Linked DNA regions of Homo sapiens: region 2 is linked to region 1. Evidence: read pairs that join two places in POLR2A ChIA-PET (ENCODE). Cell type or tissue: Panc1. All regions are shown on one strand.

Region 1 (2,500 bases):
ACCAGCCTGAACAACATGGAGAAACCCCATCTCCAGTTAAAAATACAAAAATTAGCCGGGCATGGTGGTGCATGCCTGTAATCCCAGCTACTCAGGAGGCTGAGGCAGGAGAATTGCTTGAACCCAGGAGGTGGAGATTGCAGTGAGCCAAGATCATGCCATTGCACTCCAGCCTGGGCAACAAGAGCGAAACCATCTCAAAAAAAAAACAAAAAACACAGTCTATCTAGTTTCTAATGAAGAGCACCACTCCCTGTCCCCCTATTTTCTACTCCCCAGAGAAAACTATTTTCAATCCTTTTTAGCTTATTTATTTGGTATTCATCTTGGTATTTCTAAAAAGCAAAATGTGGCTATGTCGTAATGTTTCCATTTTAGCATTATTTATCCACTTTCCACTACGGAAAATGACAGTTTTGTTGTTTCTCAACATTTCGTGCCTGACTATCCAGATATACATACTCTTGTTCCCCCATCCTCCCAGGTAAATTATATTGGGTGTTAGCATGTGCTTTCATTGTTATGACCATATCAGCACTACTTGCAATGAAGCCATGAGTTATACTATGACTACTTTTTTCTTCCAGTACTACCTTTAATTTTTCTTGATGTCAGTACTTGGATTTTTGTCATTTGCTTAGATTTTCTGTGCTTCTCATGAATTTGACCCCAAAATCTCCCTCTAATTGTATAAATCTCCTTTCCATATAAACACACTAGGTATTCTATGAATTTTATCTTTTTAAAAGAAAATCTCTTCCTGAGCTTTGTGACCTGCTCTAGCCTGGACCCTGGACTAGTCACTCTCCAGACCTGTTAAAGAGCTATTGTCTTGGGATCTTCCTTCACTGTCACTCAGGGGACTCCCTTCAGCTGTTTCTTGCTTGCTATATCCCATGTCATCCCCTTTCTTGGTTTTCTCTGTCATTTTGATGAAGCCATATTTTCCTTAGTTTCTTAAGAAAGCAAATATTTTTTAGTTTGTTTCAGGAATTGTTTCCCTGAAAATTTTAAAGGCCCTGCTAAGTTGTCTCCTACCCTCCAGGGTTCCTTTTGAATTTGATTTATTCTGATTTTTTTTCCTATTCTGATTTGACCCTTTGTATAATGACTTGTTTAACCTCTGGAAGCTTTTCGCTTTTCTTTATCTTTGATATTCTGTAAATGCACTAATGATGTGACTTGGGCATTTGCTACACCCTTTTTTTTTTTTTTTTTTTTTTTTTGAGACAGGGTTTCGCTCTTGTTGAGGCTGGAGTGCAATGGCGCAATCTCCCGGGTTCAAGTGATTCTCCTGCCTCAGCCTCCTGAGTAGCTGGGATTACAGGCAGGCACCACCACGTCTGGCTAATTTTGTGTTTTCGGTAGAGATGGGGTTTCTCCATGTTGGTCAGGCTGGTCTCGAACTCCCGACTTCAGGTGATCCGCCCGCCTCAGCCTCCCAAAGTGCTGGGATTACAGGTGAGCCATCGCTCCTGGCCTAGACACTTTCCATCTACGAAATTTTCTTGAATTAATTTATTGATGCCATCCTCCCCTCTGTTCTCTCTGTTCTACCTTTCTAGAACTTCTATTAGTTAGACACTAGAACTCTTGGACTATTCTTGGACTATAAGTTTTTGTGCCTTTACTCTCCTTTTTTTTTTTTTTTTTTTTTTTGAGACAGGGTCTCCCTCTGTCGCCCAGGCTGGAGTGCAGTCGCATGATCTCGGCTCACTGCAGCATTGATTTTGTGGACTCAGGCAATCCTCTCACCTCAGCCTCCAGAGTAGCTGGGACCACAGGCATGCACCACCATGACTTGTTAATTTTGTATTTTTGTAGAGATGGGGTTTCACCATGTTTCCCAGGCTAATCTCAAACTCCTGAGCTCAAGGAATCCACCCACCTCAGCCTCCCAAAGTGCTGGAATTACAGGTGTGAGCCACCACACTCAGCCTGCTCTCCTGTTTTCTATCCTTGCCTTTTTCGTTCTGAAAGCTTTCTTCAATTTTGTCTTTGTGTTGAGTTGTTTGGTTCTGCTATCAAAATATATGTGTTTCTAGAGTTCTTTTTTGTTCTCTGAATATTCTTTTTTAAATTGGTATTATTGACTCATTTAATGTATGAAACAATACAGAAACTAGAAAATATAAATACTTATGTTAGAAGGCATTTTCTGACAGAGAACATCAGTTAACCAGCTTCATAAGTTGTAACCTCAAACCAGAGAAATTCACCTAAAATATACAGAATTTTATTATATTAATTTTTAGTGTCTGTAAAGGTTATGTCTTATCTCTCTTTTTTAATGCTCCTTTTTAAAACTTATGTCTTTATCTGTAAGCCTCTTTATTCTTCTAAGTTACTTTTTTCTTTTAGTTTGTTTTGGTCTGTCTTTCATAATAAATGCTTTCTTAAATTTCTGTTGATACTTGGCTATCTTCTCATATTTAAAAACAGGGCACTCAGAGGCTGAGGCAGACAGATCACTTGAGGTCAGGAGTTCGAGACCAGCCTG
Region 2 (2,500 bases), 120 kb after region 1:
TTCTTCCAAGCTCGTGTACTTGTTTGCAGAATTCAGCTACGAGCAGGTTGTTGGACTGAGGGCATCAGTTTCTTGCTCGTAAGCCAACAAGGAAGGAGGCATCCTAGCAAAACTGTCATTACAATTTCATATAACGTACACATAGTCACATCCATCCTGTCACCTTTGCCATATTCTGTTAGTTAGAAGCAAGTCACAGGCCCCACCCACACCCAATGGGGGGCGTCTCAGAAGGGCATGGAGACCAGAGGGATCATGAGCCCACCTTCATGTCGGTCAGCCACGGGTCCTCATCAGATATTAGCTGCTGGTCAATTGAAATGCTCCCTTTGGCAACTGAAGGTATCATTGTTACATGGATGTACTTGTTGTCTCCCCAAGAAGATGGTGAAGTGAGCTCTCTTCCTGCTAAGAATGTTCCCCCGAGCCTCTGCTACAGCACTGGGCACAGGCAAGTGGGTCAATAAATATGAAATGAAGAAATATTATAGGATGCACATTACTGCTGGAAGGACTTGGAGTTTTCTTCCATCAGGGTAATGATCTGACTGGCATACATTTCTCAGTTGACAGCTGTGATTTAAAAAACCCATAAAACAACTGTAACAGCCACAAAGTGGGAACTGCAGCAGACATCGCCGTTACGAATGTGACTCTTCCCAAGAAAAATGTCTCCTAAACCCCAGCACCTATTGTTTTCCTCCTACTCTACAGACGAGCTATGTATATGAACACCACTTCCTGAGTATGCCTGTGCAACACTTTACTAGCACAGTATAGGAGCACAGGCTCTGTGCCAGGCTGCCGCGGTCAACTCCCAGCTGAGCCTCTGCCTGTGTGACCTTGGACAGGTCGCTTCACTTCTTGTGCCTGTTTTCTCATCTCTAAAATGGAAGTGATAATGGTGCCCACCTCCCAGAGTGGTTATGTGGGTTAAATGAATTAACATATGTGAACAGCCTGGCAAGTAGCAAATACTAACTGTTTGCTATCACTATTGGAAGTTTAATTCCATTTTTAGAATGCGTCAAGATCAAAGCATTTCTCTTTGTTTCTGCTTTCCCGAACTCTGCCTTTAAAGGGAGGAGAAAACATTCTGACTAGAAGGAAAGTTCTGGAAAGTGTATGTTTGAGTAGGTGGGAGGTGATGAAGAGGAATAATGCTTCAGGCCAGGACTTAAGATTACACTTGTAATCCTAGCACTTTGGGAGGCCGAGGCTGGAAGATCATTCGAGCTCAGGAGTGAGACCAGCCTGGGCAACATAGTGAGACCCATCTCTATTAAAAATCCAAAAAATTAGCTGGGTGTGTTGGCACGCATCTGTAGTTCCAGCTACTAGGGAGCCTGAGGCAGGAGGATGACTTGAGCCCAGGAAGTTGAGGCTGCAGGGAGCCGTGATTGCACCACTGCACTCCAGCCTGGACAACAGAGTGCAATCTTGTCTCCAAAACAAAAATAGAATATTCTCAGCCTGAGCAAGGACATGGAGATTGAAGGGTGAGCAGTCGATATGACAGCTGAGGATGAAGGAACAGCAAATAGGATTTAGTGGTGCAATCACCTCATCTCTGAGTGACAGAACTTTTGATGTTTGCCCCCTTATGGGAGTCACAACTGGGATCAAGCACCTGCCAACGGGCTCTTTTTCTCTCCTGCTGCCCCAAGGCCGGCCCTGGTCAGGGAGGACAGGTAGAAACCATCTGACACCACTTGAATTGGCACCATTACTATTGGCACCACCGGAATTGACTAGATCTTAAACATGACTTACTCCTCTGTGCAAGGTGAGGGAAGAAGAAAGGAGATGCCAGAGTGCTATCATTTTGGGAACTGGATGGCATCCTGCTCACCCCAATATTTTTAGGTGAGTCTAAGGAGGGCCTGCTTGTCTGATCGGTCTAGTCAATATCAGTTAGCATACTAGGTGAGGAGTTGTGCACCTTGAAGGCCTCTGTTGCTATGGCGTTGAGGGGACTGATGGAGGAGGGAAGCAGGTATCTCGGTTAAAGTTCCCCTTATGGCAGGGCTGGGCCCCAGCCAGGGGCTGTGCCTCTGCTCCTGGAATCTCCCACCAATTCTACAAGGGCAAAGGGCATCTGAGTTATCCTGTGAGCAGCAGGGAACCCAGGTGTGGGATCAAGGCTTTATTTTTTTTAATTCCTTTAATTAATTAATTTTTTTTTTAGAGGGAGTTTCGCTCTTGTTGCCCAGGTTGGAGTGCAATGGCGCGATCTCGGCTCACTGCAACCTCTGCCTCCAGGGTTCAAGCGATTCTCCTGCCAAGTAGCTGGGATTACAAGCATGTGCCACCACACCCGGCTAATTTTGTATTTTTAGTAGAAACGGGGTTTCTCCATGTTGGTCAGGCTAGTCTTGAACTCCCAACCTCAGGTGATCTGCCCGCCTCGGCCTCCCAAAGTGCTGGGATTACAGGCGTGAGCCACCGCGCCTGGCCCTATTTTATTTATTTAGAGACGGAGTCTCGCACTGTCACCCAG

What was found. Peaks named below come from ENCODE experiments on the same cell type or tissue, not always from the same donor. Only the 100,000 strongest peaks of a DNase experiment are listed, where the experiment ranks them.
Region 2: POLR2A ChIA-PET joins it to region 1 with 16 read pairs; 5 of 35 experiments call an interaction of 5 or more read pairs at or near these places.

Annotation. Positions count from the first base shown.
Region 1 is chr2:231,739,840-231,742,339 of GRCh38, reverse strand. The region is part of intron 1 of PDE6D (phosphodiesterase 6D); the gene reads left to right. Among named protein-coding and RNA genes, the nearest start is that of MIR1244-1, 28 kb to the right of the region's middle. In Panc1, no CTCF peak of the experiment used is centred here; no DNase peak of the experiment used is centred here.
Region 2 is chr2:231,616,001-231,618,500 of GRCh38, reverse strand. No RefSeq gene overlaps it. Among named protein-coding and RNA genes, the nearest start is that of TEX44, 24 kb to the right of the region's middle. In Panc1, no CTCF peak of the experiment used is centred here; no DNase peak of the experiment used is centred here; H3K4me3 peaks cover 239 bases; H3K27ac peaks cover 2,197 bases.